Regions from separate parts of the Homo sapiens genome. Here region 2 is linked to region 1. The links are chromatin loops, found by intact Hi-C in ENCODE. Cell type or tissue: dorsolateral prefrontal cortex. All regions are shown on one strand.

Evidence for each region. Peaks named below come from ENCODE experiments on the same cell type or tissue, not always from the same donor. Only the 100,000 strongest peaks of a DNase experiment are listed, where the experiment ranks them.
Region 2: a loop joins it to region 1, with 2.8 times the contacts of the local background. A loop is called at or near these places in 5 of 110 quality-filtered maps.

What each region holds. Positions count from the first base shown.
Region 1 is chr18:51,388,664-51,396,663 of GRCh38, forward strand. It overlaps LINC01630 (long intergenic non-protein coding RNA 1630), which reads left to right and starts at 3,379. Exons shown (of 3, transcript NR_040074.1): 1 at 3,379-3,594. In dorsolateral prefrontal cortex, no CTCF peak of the experiment used is centred here; a DNase peak (open chromatin) is centred at 3,268; H3K4me3 peaks cover 1,841 bases; H3K27ac peaks cover 4,218 bases.
Region 2 is chr18:51,533,686-51,541,685 of GRCh38, forward strand. The region is part of intron 1 of LINC01630 (long intergenic non-protein coding RNA 1630); the gene reads left to right. Among named protein-coding and RNA genes, the nearest start is that of LINC01630, 150 kb to the left of the region's middle. In dorsolateral prefrontal cortex, a CTCF peak has its summit at 4,034 (motif pointing left); a DNase peak (open chromatin) is centred at 4,016; H3K4me3 peaks cover 504 bases.

The sequences.
Region 1 (8,000 bases):
TCTGACACAACCACAGCAGGGAGGGGAAGGGAAATCTTGTTTCCATCAGGTCAAAGTGGAAGTCCAGGCTCTCCACTTAGCCTTGGCTAGCAGGGGTAAGGCCACAGTTTTTCTGTGGTGTTTGAATACAATAGAGTGGTTATTGACTGTATTAGTCCATTTTCACACTACTATAAAGAACTACCTGAGACTGGGTATATTAGTCAGAGTTCTCTAGAGGGACAGAACTAATGGAATATATATATAAAGGAAAATTTATTAAGTGTTAACTCACATGATCACAACATCCCACAATAGACCATCTGGAGGCTAAGGAGGAAGGAGAGCCAGTCTGAATCTCAAAACTGAAGAACTTGGAGTCCAATGTTTGAGGGCAGGAAGTGTTCCAGCACAGGAGAAAGATGTAGGCTGGGAGGCTAGGCCAATCTTTTTTCACATTTTTCTGCCTACTTATATTCTAGTCACGCTGGCAGCTGATTAGATTGTGCCCACTCAGATTAAGGATGGGTCTGCCTTTCCCAGCCCACTGACACAAATGTTATTCTCCTTTGGCAACACCTTCACAGACACACCCAGGATCAATACTTTGTATTCCTCAATCCAATCAAGTTGACACTCAGTATTAACCATCACATTGGGTAATTTATTTAAAAAAAAAGTTTAATTGACTCACAGTTCTGAATTGCTGGGAGGCCTCAGGAAACTTACAATCATGGCAGCAGGTGAAGGGGAAGCAAGGCTTGTCTTACATTGTGGTAGGAGAGAGACAGAGTGAAGGGGGAAGTCCCACTTTTAAAACATCAGCTCTCGTGAGAATTCACTATCATGAGAACAGCATAAGGGAAACTGCCCCCATGATCCGATAATCTCCCACCAGGTCCCTCCCTCAATATGTAGGGATTACAATTCAAGATGAGATTTGGGTGGGGACACAGAGCCCAATCATATCATTGCCTAAAAGTTTTTGTCCTGCTCGGCTGCCCATTCCACATTCTTTGGGCTAGAGAGAGCAGGCTTTTCTTGGGCTTTTCTGTCTGCACCTGATGGCATTTCTGGGTTGCTGGCTTCTCCACCATCCAGGCTGGGGTTCATGAGACAAAAAGAAAATCAAGGAGCTCACCTCAGGTCCCAAAGTCCTTAGCCCCTCTGTCTTCTTCTTTTTTTTTTCCTTTTTTGAGAAGGAGTCTCACTCTGTTGACCAGCCTGGAGTGCAGTGGCGTGATCTCAGTTCACGGCAACCTCTGCCTCGCAGGTTCAAGTGATTCTCCTGTCTCAGCCTCCTGAGTAGCTGGGATTACAGGTACCTGCCACCATGCCTGGTTAATTTTTGTATTTTTAGTAGAGATGGGGTTTTACCATGTTGGCCAGTCTGGTCTCAAACTTCTGACCTCAAGTGATCCACACTCCTGGGCCTCCCAAAGTGCTGGGATTACAGATGTGAGCTTCCACGCATGGCCCAGCCTCCTGCCTTCTTCTCTCCACCCTTCAGGGTTTCCTCATTTATATATATATTCCAGAGATTTTAGCTATACTAAATGGAAGGAAAGGGGAAATTGGTGTTTACATGATATAAAGAGTATTTACTTTTTTTGGAGTCAAATTTTTTTTTTTTTTTTTTGCTTTCATTGTCATGCTTCCCCTCCTAAGAACCACATAAATATTTATCTATTTTTAATGCTTTTGTAGTTTCATCTTTTATATTTGTCTTTAAGCAAGTGTTTATCACAGTCTGGCTTATAGACTGTAGTTTCTTGGTCCACCTAAGAACTACTGAATCAGAATCTCTGGGAGTCTCTCTTTTTACAAACTCTCCAGGTCATTAAATATCAACCAACATTTGAGATCCACTTCTTCATCCATTCAAAAAAATTTTTTGGTGTAAGTTGTAAGGCAGGCCTCTCACCTATTTTTTTTTCCCTAAGTGGTTAGTCAATTGCCTTAAAACCATTTATTAAATTATTCTATTTCCTTCGCTGACTTAAAATGCTACCATGATAAAATATTAAGTTTATATATATAAATATAAATATTTGGGTCTGTTTCCAGATGTTCCATTTTGCATCATTGATCTGTCTGACCATTCTGGCGCCAGTAACTTACTCTCTTTAATTGCTGTAACTCTAGTCTGGGTAGATTTCTGAATGTTGCCCTGCACCAGCCTCTAAAAGCCTCATAAGAAACCATTTGCCAGGAGAGAAGTAGATGACTCATATGTGAAGATGCTTTGTAAATTGCAAAGCGCTCTGGCCTTTCAGCCTACCCTTGACACTAGCACTTCCTAAAACACTGATCTCATCCCTTCCCTTCCTGACTCTAAAGCCTTACTCAGAAGATGAAGCTCATTATCCTGGCATTCAAGGTCTTTCCTTCACCACCTGGTCCCCATATCCCCCTTTTCAAAATGACCGTCCACTTGTCTTCAATACAATCCTCTTTAATCAGGTTTGCCTGTGATCTGTTTTTCAAGACTTGCCTGACACATTTCTTGCATTCGATCTTATTGTTTTCTCTACCATGAAGTACATTCTTTAAAATTACTTACCGTCCTCCAAGGCCAATCTCCTTCCAGAAAGCTTTTTATCTGAATTTTCCAGCTTTCCTCGTAGCATCCACTTTACACTTAGCATACATTGAGCTATGACAGCTCTCCTCTGATGCAATTACTTTTGTTATTTGTGTTTTCTGGAGTGTGTATATCATTTCACTCAACAGTAGTGTAATATTCTTACCCACAGAGGCTTTGCCTTCTCCTTCTTTGTGTGTACCTGCATTTCCCCTAGTAAAGTGTGACACACACAGCAGACATTCACTCAATGTATGTTTACTGGCTAAATAAAGAAAGGGTACTATTAGATCTCAATGAAAGTCTGTGATTGTTTTGTATTGCTCAAACCCAGACAGAGGATTGGTCATCTTGCTTCATCTATTTTCAGGTATGTGTTCAGTTCAGAGAAAAATCATAGGTAAATGTTGTGTTCTGAGATAATCACTGCTTTATACTAATCAGCTAGACAATGATCTCATGGGATACAATGGTCCTGTGCAGAGATGTAGAAACCCAGGAATTTCTTCTTCACATCCTTGCAAAAATCGCCCTGCAGCTCAGAATGCTCTCTATAAGACAGGATAGAGATTGTTTTAGGATGCTATTGTCTTCCCTGCCCACAGTCCCCTCAGAGGGGGAACTTACTCACAGAAAGCCCTTGTTGTCTCAGCTGCTGTTCTTTTTATCACTTGATTCAGTTTCTCCCTGGCCACAGCTGATTGGACTTAACCATAGCAGCTGATTGGACTTACCGTACCAGCACAGAGATAAGCTGAGCCAATCAGGGTCTTGCTTGGGTGAATAGAAATGAAGAAACACAAAAGAAAGCTGCCAATTGGATATGGGTATTGTAGCTGAAACGTCTTGCGAGCTGAGTCAGGGTCGGGGAAGCTGTGATGGCAATGAGAAGTCAACACACTGAGGATGGAGAGAAAGAAGATGAGTCTGGGAGAGAAAGAGAATGATTCTTCTGGCCGAGGGAAAGCAAGAATATCTGTTCCTGCAACTGCACTGATTCTAGAAACACTCTCTATTCGAACTCTCATGAGGTAACTTCTTGTTCCTTAATTCTGGGTCTCCTCTACTCCTGTTCTTGACTCCTCATGAGATCATTTGAGCTTAGTAATAAACCCCACTTATCTTTACCAGGCTTGAGGGAATGCGTGTGTGTGGGGTCTCTGCTCCTTTCAACAAAATTATCCTCTATAAAATAGGTGGCACTGGGGGAATGGTTATCAGCTGGGTTTTTTTTTTTGTTTGTTTGACAGTTTGTTTTTGGTGTGGGGGTTCCTGAAGAATGTATATTTAATTGTAGTATTAGTCACCTGAGTTAGAATAGCTGGATGATGAGTGTTTTAAAAAAATACTGCTTTTGGCTGGGAGTGGTGGCTCATGCCTGTAATCCCAGCACTTTGGGAGGCCCAGGTGGGCGGATCACGAGGTCAGGAGATCGAGACCATCCTGGCTAACAAAGTGAAACCCCGTCTCTACTAAAAATACAAAAAATTAGCTGGGCGTGGTGGTGGGCGCCTGTAGTCCCCGCTACTCCGGAGGCTGAGGCAAGAGAATGGGGTGAACCTGGGAGGCGGAGCTTGCAGTGAGCCGAGTTCGGCGCCACTGCACTCCAGCCTGGGCGACAGGGCGAGAATCCATCTCAAAAAAAACCAAAAAACAAAACAAAACAATAAAAAACATTGCTTTCAATACACTTTTAAGCTTTTAATACTTTTTTCATGAAAATTTTCAAATATTGAGACCAGTAGAAAGAATAGTAGAATAGGTATCCATCAATCTACCACCTAGATTTAACACTTATTAACATTTTTCCCTATTTGCTCTATCTCCGTATTTCTTTTCTGTTGTTGGATTATTTTAAAGTAAACTACAGATATTGTAATATATTTCCCCTAAGTACTTCAGTATGCATCTCTAAAAGAGGTGTGTTCCTACATGACCACAATACCGTTGTCACATAAAACACAATTGGCAGTATTTTCTTAATGTCATTAATAACCTAACTATTAAGAAAATAGTGCCAATTGTGTTTTATGTGACAAGCATAAAAAGAAGAAAAATTGGGACTCATTTAAATAGTCCCAATTTTCCTCAAAATGTCTTTTATAGATGCTTCTTTTCACACCTTGATATAAAGATGGCACGGCATTGAATTGTTAAATTTTGTCCTTCAAGTCTCTCCTAATCTAGAAGTGTCTTCCTCTTTATTTTAAAGGAAGAAATTAGGCCAGATATTTGGCAGACTGTCCTACATCCTAGATCTGTCTGATAGTTTCCTCACAGTCCTGTTTATCTTGTTTCTCTCTTCCCAGTAATTCCTATACAATGTAAGTTACATTTCAAGCCAACTCTCTTCCTCAGCCACCTCTTGTAGTACAGGGATGGTCACTTGATCCAAGGGTAATTTATCCACTACATTTTTGGTGATAATAGCTCAGAGGTGGTTATGCTGTGTATTTCATATTGCATCACAGCAGGAGGCACTTAATGTCTGGATGACTGTCCCACTATTTGTGATACTGTGTTGGTTACTCTGTTCAAGGTGATGACTGCCAGATCCCTCTATTGTAAAGGAAGGCATCTCCTTTTGTGATAAGAAAATAAGCTATGGGTGATACTATTGAGTTTTCCATTAACCTTTCACCTAATGATTTTAGTATCTACTATTGATTCTTTCTGGAATGGATGAACTTTGTCACTAACTAATATTTTCTGACAATAGGATAGGCTACAGGGAGACTGAGAAGCGGAGGCATGAAATCTTCTTTGTTGGAGATTGTTATGCATGTTACTATTATTATGGATATATGTATTGTTATTTATTGCAGCCTAACAAACTGTCCCAAAATATAGTGACATCAAACAACAACAATACATTTATGATCTCTCCTGGTCTCTGTGGGTCAGGAATTTGGGAGGATATGGCTGGGTGCTTCTAGCTTAGGGTCTCCAATGTGGTGGTCGTCAGATGGGGCTGGAGCTAGAAAAGCCGGAACCTAGATTATCTGGGGACTGGCAGGGAGTTTTTATCTTTGTGTTATCTCAGGCCCACCCTGTGTCATTTCTCTGCATGGGGTGGTTTGGGTTTCCTTGCAGCATGGTGTCCTCAGGGTGGTAGGACTTTACATGGTGGCTGGTAAGGACTGAACATTTGTGTCCTTCCAAAATTCACATGTTAAAATCCTAACTCCCAAGGTGATGCTATTAAAAGGTGGGCTCTTTAGGAGGTGATAAGTCATGAGGGTGGAGCCCTCTTGAGTGGGATAAGTGCCTTTAGAAGAGGTCCCAGAGAGAGCTCACATGTCCCTTCTACCATGTGAGGATACAATGGGAGGATGTCGTCTATGAACCAGACACCAAATCTGCTGGTGCCTTCATCTTGGACCCCCCAGCCTCTAGAGCTGTGAGAAATAAGTTTCTGTTGTTTCTAAGCCGTGCTGTTTATGGTATTTTGTTATAGCAGCCTGAGCAGACTAAGACAGGGGCTCAGGGTTCCAGCGTGTTTCCAGTGAGCTGGGTGGAAATGGCTTTGTCCTTTGCAGTTGGCCCTTGGAAGCCATGTAGCATCACTATACAGTACTCTATTGGTTGACCAGTCATGACAGTTGGCACAGATTCAAGGGGAAGGGACACACATCCCACTCTTGACAGTGAAAGTGTCAAAACATCAGCAGACATGTTTAAAAACACTATATTGTTTTTATGAAGTAAGCATATACATCTGTATTTACTAATATTTGCCTTTAAAAAGGATCTGCATAATTAATAATTGAGAAAAACAGAGCAATTAAAAATAAGACAAATAATAAATAATAAATGGATCAAAGAAACAGATATACCTGCCATCTGGACAGATTATAGTTCCAATGTAAAGGATGAAGGACTTAGGTGTTTGTAGCTCTAGTTGCTGGGTAAAAGGTTGTTTACAAATTTACCTGAAGAGTTATTTTTTTCCTCTTGACACTGAATTTTAGAAGGACTTTATTAAATGTATTCTTTCATCAGGGCCATTGAGAAAGAGAACCGTCAATGCCTGGCTTTGGTTGTTCAGAAGACAGAGAAATACTCTTTAGGTGGACACTTGTGAAACAATTTCTCTGGGAAAACAGAAACTCGAATACCAATATTAGCTTTTGATTAGTTTCTGCAGGGGAACTAAGATAAGTTGTGAGTATGTTGCCTTCTGAAGATGTAGCCCCTGCTCTGGTAGGGTCTTGCTCAGGGAACCTTGGCAAAAACTTGTCAACTCCGGCCACACATTATAATCACAGGATGGAAGCAACTCTTACAAACCCACATGCCGAAGTTCATTTATCAATTATGCAATTGTATTCTTTAGACCAATTGAATACAATCTCTGGGGGTAGGATATCGGCATTAGTATTTTTTTTTAAAACTCCACAAGTGATTCCAGTGTGTGATCAGGATCTAGAACCATTGCTTTAGAGCAGGGCTTGGTAAACTGTTGTGAAAAGGGCCATGTAGTAAATATTTCCAGATTTGTGGTCATACTGCTTCCATCCCAGTGCTTCAGCTTCGCCTTTCAGCAGGACAGCAGCCATAGACAATGGGCATGATGAATGGGCATGGCTGTGTTCCAATAAAACTTTATTACTGACACCTTGTTTGGGGACCAGTTACATTTCAGCTCTCTTTAATAGCATCATCCTTGTATGTAGAACCTCAGATGTGCAGACATGAAAGAAGGGAGTACATTTATAACTATTGTGACTGTCATGGGCATTTTGAGTGGCAATTTAAATTCTTCTCTTTTTTTCCCCAGAGATGACTTTATTACTCACAGCAAAAGCAGTAGCCAGAGTATCAGAATTTGTGCTTTTCCCCCTGAACCCCAGTTCCCACAAGGGTAAGAATTAGGTCCTGCATAGATACCTACACATGCAGTGGGTCATGTCATAAAAAACAATGAGGGTGGAGAACCAGCCATTCTATAGCAGGCAGTGGCTTACTTGCTCTTTTCCCTCAGCTCTGTTTTTTTTTTTTTTTTTTTTTGAGACACGGTCTCACTCTGTCACCCTGGCTGGAGTGCAGTGGTGCGATCTCGGCTCACTGCAACCTCCGCCTCCTGGGTTCAAGCGATTCTCGTGCCTCAGCCTCCTGAGTGGCTGGGATTACAGGTGGCCACACCACCGCACCCAGCTAATTTTTTTTTGTATTTTTTGGTAGAGACGGAGTTTCACCCTGTTGGCCAGGCTGGTTTTGAACTCCTGACCTCAAGTGATCTGCCTACTTTGGCCTCCCCAAGTGTTGGGATTACAGGCATGAGCCACAGCGCCCAGCCTTTCCCTCAGCTCTCAAGGTGCACATTGCAAATGCACCCCTGCAAAATGGCCCCAATAAAGAACCTTGCATTTCTGGCACATCCAGCAAGAATGTGCAGGAATGCAAAAAGCCCATGGAGAACCATCTCCCAACATCA
Region 2 (8,000 bases), 150 kb after region 1:
TGTGGTGGTAGGCGCCTGTAGTCCCAGCTACTCGGGAGGCTGAGGCAAGAGAATGGCGTGAACCTGGGAGGTGGAGCTTGTAGTGGGCAGAGATCGCTCCACTGCACTCCAGCCAGGGTGACAGAGTGAGACTCCATCTCAAAAAAAAAAAAAAAAAATTCCTTTACCCCTTTAAAAACTGAATTGTCTTTTTATTGGTGACTTTACGATAGTTTTTAGAATACACTCTGGATACCAGATTCTTTATTGTAAACAATATTTGCAGATATTTTCTATCATTCTGCAGGTTGTCTTTTCATTTTCTTGGTGGTGTCCTCTGAAGGATAAAAATTCTAAATTCTTATAAAGTCAAATTTGTCCTTTTCAAGAAACTCTTGTTTCTTGTGCTTTTGGTGTTACATCTAAGAAACCACTGTCCTATACAAGACCACAAAGATTTGCACCTATGTATGTGTGATGGTTAATACTGAGTGTCAACTTGATTGGATTGAAGGATACAAACTATTGATCCTGGGTGTGTCTGTGAGGGTGTTGCCAAAAGAGATTAACATTTGAGTCACTGGGCTGGGGAAGGCGGATCTACCTTTAATCTGGTGGGCACAATCTAATCAGCTGCCAGGGAATATAAAGCAGTCAGAAAAACATGAAAATGAGAGACTGGCCTAGGCTCCCAGCCTACATCTTTCTCCAGGGCTGGATGCTTCCTGCCCTCCAACAAGGGACTCCAAGTTCTTCAGTTCTGAGACTCAGACTGGCTCTTGTTGCTCCTCAGCTTGCAGATAGCCTATGGTGGGACCTTGTGATTGTGTAAGTTAATACTTAATAAACTTCCCTTTATATATATATCTCATATATATGTGCACATAAAATGCAAAAAATCAAGAAGTTTGAAAAACAAAATGCAGGTGAGGATGCAGATTGATGGGGAGACTCATGCTTTTTACAGTAGAGTGTTAGTTGATACAACTATTATATATATCATATATATGATATAACTATATCATATATATGATATATATATGTAAAGGGAAGTTTATTAAGTATTTTATATATATATATCTCCTACTAGTTTCGTCTCTCTAGAGAACCCTAATACAGCATTCTTCTATGAGTTTTATATTTTAGCTCTTACATTTAGGACTATGATCAACTTTTATGTGCTGGGATTACAGGCATGAGCCACCGTGCCTGGCCTGGAATTGCTTCTTAATTTCATTAGAAACACAATTATTTTGAATTAAAAATTAGTTCATTTTTGTGTATGGAAGTGGTACACATTTTTTTTTTTGTATATGAATATCCAGTTTTCTCAGAACCATTTGTGGAAAAGACTATTCCTTCTCCATTAAATGGTCTTGGTATCATGGTAGAAAAACAATTGTGCATAAATGTATGGGTTCATTTCTGAATTCTCAATTATACTCTATATGTCTATCATTATGCCAGTAGCACACTACTGTCTTGATTATTTCAGCTGTGTAGTAAGTTTTGTAGTAAATCAGAAAGTGTGAATCCTTCAGCTTCATTTTTCTTCAATATTGTTTTGGCTATACTGGGTCTCTTGCATTTCTATGTGAATTTCAGGATTAGCTTGTCAGTTTCTTCCAAAAGGCAGCTCGGGTTTTGATTAGGATTGCATTGAAACTGTAGATCAGTTTGGGGAATATTGCCATTTTAACAACATGAATTCTTTAAATCGATGAATTTGGGACGATTTTCTATGTTTTTAGATCTTCTTTAATTTCTTTCAACAATGTTTTGTAGTTTTCAAAGCGTATGTTTTGTATTTTTTTTTGTTAACTTTATTCCTAAGTATTTCATTATTTTGGATGCTATTGTAAATGCAATTATTTCTTTTTTTTTTTTTTTTTTTTTTTTTGGCAGAGTTTCACTCTTGTCGCCCAGGCTGGAGTGCAATGGCTCTATCTCGGCTCACTGCAACCTCCACCTCCCAGGTTCAAGCGATTCTCCTGCCTCAGTCTCCTGAGTAGCTGAGATTACAGGTGCCCGCCACCACGCCTGGCTAATTTTTGTACGTTCAGTAGAGATGAGGTTTCACCATATTGCCCAGGGTGCTCTCCAACTCCTGAGCTAAGGTGATCCACCGGCCTCAGCCTCCCAAAGTGCTGGGATTGCAGGCATGAGCCACTGTGCCCGGCCTGGAATTGCTTCTTAATTTCATTAGAAACACAATTACTTTGAATTAATTTTTGAATTTATTGAATTTATATTGAATTAAATGTTCAATTCCTGACATGACCTTTTAACAGGCAGTTAATGTTTTCATTCTATGGACTTTCCTTCATTTCCAATTTTCTAATCAGTTGAAATTCTGGTGTGATAAATGTAGAAACAGGTCAGCCCTGATGGTGCTTTTGCAGGTGCTCTATATCTTATCTGAAGGTTAGCCTTGCAGGTTACAATGGACTCTTATAGACCCTGGAACAATGCTTGTGCTTACCCAGGTTCTGCTTGTAGTGCCACAGGCTTGATTGCTGGAGCCTTTTCATTGTTGTTTGAATTTGCATGTTCAGCCATTGCATTTTCAAAGCAGGAATTATGGTGCCAGGCAATCAAGTTTAGAGGTGCTTCTAGCTCCAGCCTGGACCAGAACTCTTAAGATTCCTGTGCTGGAACTGGACATCAGCTCAGTCCCAGTGGTGAGTTTACTTTTAATATCCTTTAGGTCTCCTTGGCCAGCAGAACTTGGGTCAGCCAATCCTGATCTACTCTGTTTTTCTTAACTTTGAATTTTGGGGAGCAAGTGTTGAGGTCTTTGTTCCTGCCTTCTTAAAAAGCCTAAAGAAAAATCATTAAACTTGGTGTAACTTCTCCTGCCACAAGTTACACACTGCAAGGGCCTGCCTTTGTCAGAACATTAAAAAAAAATCTGTTACAGACATTTCTGGAGCAGTGAGTATCTATTAGATAAGAGAGGCCCTTGAAAATTATATTTTGACTAAGGAAGCCCCTTTCCAAGGTGACTTGCTCTATTCAACTAGACAAAGAAGTGGAGCATGGCTTTGGCACCCCCCATCACACAATGTAAGGTCTTCCATGTGATAAATCATTCCATTTTATTTTTAAAAATACCATTGCATTGGCTCAGTGCTCTTCAGAGTCTCCAGAGATGTTTCCTTGAACTTCAGAGTTGTGCTTGTGTTTGTGAGTGTGACAAGTGGACTTGGAAGTTTGCTCATTCACATTCATTTCTCTTACTGTTAAAACTCTCATGTTTCCTTTTCAAAGAGATGGATTATCTCACCTTTTTTTTAAGTAGTTTTGGTACTCTATGCATTCCATCACATCTTTTTCTTAGACACAATGAAGAGCAGGGCATTTAAAAGTTTACAGAAAACATGCTAAAATAAAATGTAGAGCAGCTTGAAAGAGATTCACTTACTCTAAGTGTACCTGTAGACCATGGTAGCTGAGTTATTGTCATATGATACTCGGTAAGCATATCAGGCTGGCAATCAAAATGCTGAAGCATTGCTTGCAGAAATTAATAGTCCTCAGTATGGGGTTTGGTCTTTACAGTAATGTCAAAGTAGGAAGGATTGTAAGTTCAGCAGCAGGCTTAAAGCCAGGGTCACCTGTATTAGAATTATATGAAGTATATTTGTAATTGAGAAAGGTTTATTGTACTAATTTTACTAAGATTTATCCTTCCAGTTACCTGCAATGTGCATTTCCTTCTATTAATGGCTCTCAGCCAGTCTACTGGAGCAAAAACAAACCAACTGATTGGCATTGTAAGAAATTACTTATTTTTTCTTTAGGAGGAGAGTAGATATTCTGCATGTCTGATTTATGATTATTTATCATGAAAGATTACTGACTATAATAGCCCTAAACAAGCCTCTATTTTCTGGGTAAGACGTAGAAGGAACTAAATAGCAGACATGGCAGAGAGTTCACTAGGAAGCACTTCAACGGATGGACTTCTTCTGCCAGGGCTTCATTTGCATATGGGAGGGCACGGACTAGCAGGATGCAGATCAAGCCCTGTTTTGCCTGCGTCTGAGCTCCTCCTTCCGGCCAGCTGCTGCGCTAGGCACTTAACATACATTGAAAAAGAAAACTAAAAGCCACATTTTTCTTTCTTTTAAAAACTGTATATATTTAAAGCATACAATATGATGTTTTGATATACATATACATAGTGAAGTGATTGCCCTATTTTCCTATTCACAATTTTTCTAGGTCATAATTATGGCTGAACTATTGCTACAAATCTCAATAGATTTAAAGAAAGTAGAAGAGGAAAAGGAAAACTATTAACCCAAGTGACTATGGGAATACAAAGCATCGGGCTAGTTCATTACCTTTTGTCTTAAAGATAAGAGAGGAGGTTAAAGAATATTAACAAACTGATGAACATAAAATGGCAAACAAGAAAGAACATTAGCCAGGGGGAACACATGTCCCTTTAAAATTATACCTATATATATTCTGAATTATTAAATTTAAATTATCACTACTTTATCTGCTATTTTATTGCTGAAATTTCTCACAACTTCATTTGCGAATAAACTCTCCTGTGATGGTCTGCCATTTACATAAGCATATTTATTGGTATCTCCTACGGAGTATAATCTTAACCACAAGGCTATGAATACAGTAAAACTTTACATTTTTGTGAGATACTTTATTTATTCAATTTAAGCTCAAGAAGTAGATGCAATTTATTAGAAAATGTTACAGAAAAGGAATTAATTCACCTCAATTCCAATGCACATACTGGGATGAATAACTCACTGTTATGACATAGTCAACTTTATTCTACCACCTTAATATATAAGGGACAATGGCTGGGCTCAGTGGCTCACGTCTATAATCCCAGCACTTTGGGAGACCGAGGCGGGTGCATCACTTGAGGTCAAGAGTTCAAGACCAGCCTGGCCAACATGGTGAAACCCCATCTCTACTAAAAATACAAAAAGTTTGCTGGGCTTGGTGGCAGGCACCTGTAATCCTGACTACTCTTGAGGCTGTAATCTCAGCTACTGTGAAGCGGGAGAATCGTTTGAACCCGGGAGGCGGAGGTTGCAGTGACCTGAGATTGTGCTACTGCACTCCAGCCTGGGTGACAGAGTGAGACCCTGTCTCTCTCAAAAAAAAAAAAAAAAAAAAAAAAAAAAAAAAAAAAATACACACACACACACACACGCGCGCGCATATATATATATATATATATCTTGATCACCAAGCCCACTGCAAACTGCTGCTGTTCATTTTCTCACTTTCTCTTGCCTGGACTATTGTAGATTTTCTCACTGACTTTTCTACTCCTAACCTTCCTTTTATATTTGTCCAAAGACTAATCTTTCTCACAATCAGAACCCCTCATATTTTCCCCTTTCTTAAAACCCTTCAATGACTTTATCCTTGCTTTTAGAATGAAGCACCAGCTCCTTAGGGTATTGTACAAAGTTCTTCACAGCCTTTAATCTCAGATCTCTCTCCCTTGCCATACACATCTTACTATCCAGACACATCTAAAATACTTGCAGATCTCTGGATGCATTATGATATTTAACATCTTCATGCCTTTCTTCATGTTTCAACTGTTTTTTTGTTTTGTTTTGTTTTGTTTTTGAGACTGAGTCTTGCCCTGTCACCCAGGCTAGAGTGCAGTGGTGCGATCTCTGCTCACCACAGCCTCTGCCTCCTGGGTTCATGTAATTCTCCTGCCTCAGCCTCCCAAGAAACTGGGATGACAGGTGTATGCCACCATGCCAGGCTAATTTTTGTATTTTTAGTAGAGATGGGGTCTCGCCATATTGGCCAGGCTGGTCTCAAACTCCTGGCCTCAAGCGATCTGCCTGCCTCAGCCTCTCAAAGTGCTGGGATTACAGGCATGAGCCACGGCACCCAGCTGACATTTCATCTTCTTTATGGAATTCCTCTGGACTGACCATTGCCTGGACACTTCTCCACTCTGGGGTTTACCACTACCACGACAGGCTACTAAAGTGGGTATCTGTTTTTGTCTGTCTGGCACCCTTCCACTTCCTTTAGGATGCTGATCCACTACAATAATGGAACCTGATAATGCTGCCAGTCATAGCATCTGTTTTATTGATCGCAGGGGTGGGTATATGACCATGGATATAGGTAATCATGGAGCCTTCTCAGACATAATGATTGACCCAGAATTGGGTATGTGGCCTAAGCCAGGCTAATCTACGTCTTCCCTGGGATTGGATGCAAACTAGAGACTTTTCCTTGGATCAATAACTTTATAAATGTCACCCCAGAACCTCTTTTGCCCATTTCTAGACACATGGAGGAGGCTGAAGAATAAAGTTGATGTTGAGAATGAGAAAGAAATGAGAGGTGGGGGAAAAAAAAAAGAAATGAGAGGTGGAGAGAGAGGCCTGGTGTCATTGAATCTCTGAGATCTACTCTTATTAGCCAGTAGATCTTGGTAAAGCTAATTAATTTCCTTAAGTTTCATATTTTTAATCTATAAAATGGGTAAAATAAATGTAATACTAGCTACCTGATAGGGTTCTTATAAAGGTTATGCAAAATAACACATATGAAGTGCTTGGTACACTGCTTAGCATAGAGTAAATGCTCAATAAATGTTAGTAGTGACTGTTGTTATAACTAAGTTGGGAGAGAGTGTCCTCTTTCTTGTTAGTAGTGAAGCAGGGCTTCCCAGTCGGTATTTAGGCCTATTTATCGCTGACTATGGGCTAATTTTGGGACCATTTCTTTTTCCCCAGTATCTTCTTGGCCCATCGATCAGGCTAGTAACCATTTTAACATGACTCACCTTATTCACCTTTACTTCAGTAGCTTTAGACATTTAAATAAATTAAATGTTAGTAAAAATATTTGGAGAACATTTGTATTTAATTGTAATGATGTTAAAGTATTTAAACTACTACAGTGCATGCAGAGATGGATCAGTGAAAATGCTTTGTCCATTACTGGAAATCTAATACATGGCAACGCAAAATAATTTTGATGGTCTCAAGCACTAAATTACTAAGTGGGTATATTATAGTGAAGATATATGTAACAAGGGCATTCTATACCAGTTCAGCCCACTCAGCAAAATTGCTCCAAGAAGTTGCAATATTTGTGTCTTATTAAAAGACTGACTTCATATTTTTATGGGAAATTGATAAACATTCTTTCTTGGTGCCCTCTTAAGATCCATATGAATTGTATAATGTTTTAAAGTGGGTGGTCAGTAACCTCATTTCATTTCTCTCTTCTGTGTCTCTGACCCAGCTCTTAAAAAAATGCAGCATCAGCATCTCTCTTCTCTTTTCCTTTAGCTTGTCTCAGATTTAAGCAAAATTCCCCCCAAAATCCATTTGTGAAGTAGGGCATGGGGATACATTAATGATTTCTGCTATTCATTTTAAATTTTGGCCTGAGATTGACCTGTTTAGCCTGCCTCCAGGAACACCATCATTGGAAAACATTTAAGAGCAGTCTTGATGATGGAAAAGTAATAGAAGACTCCTATACAATATGAGAGAGCCTGGGTCCTGGTCTTGTTTCTACCATTTGCTGTGTGACCTGGGGTAAGTCCCTCTCCTTTCTGGGTGTCATTTTCCTCATCTATAAAATGAGAAGGCTTTAGTAGATGCTATCTAATATCCATAACATGGGTGCAATTTATGGCCTAAAGGTGACTTCAATATTTCAGAGTCAATATGAATCTGAATTGCTCACCCTTTTCTGTGTTTAACTCATCAGAAGGCTTGACTGGGGCTGAAGGATCTACTTTCAATCTCACTCATATGGTTTTTGGCAGGTCTCAGTTTCTTTCTAGCTGTTGGCTGGAGACTTCAGTTCCTTATCACATTGGCCTGTCATAGGAGAGAGAGAGAGGGAGAGAGAGAGAGAGAGAGAGAGAGGTGTGTTAGAGAGAGAGAATGAACATGAGATCTTAAGACTGAAGTCATTGACTTTTTATAACCTAGTATTGGAAGTGACAAAGCATTACTTCAGCTGATTGCTATTGGTCACAC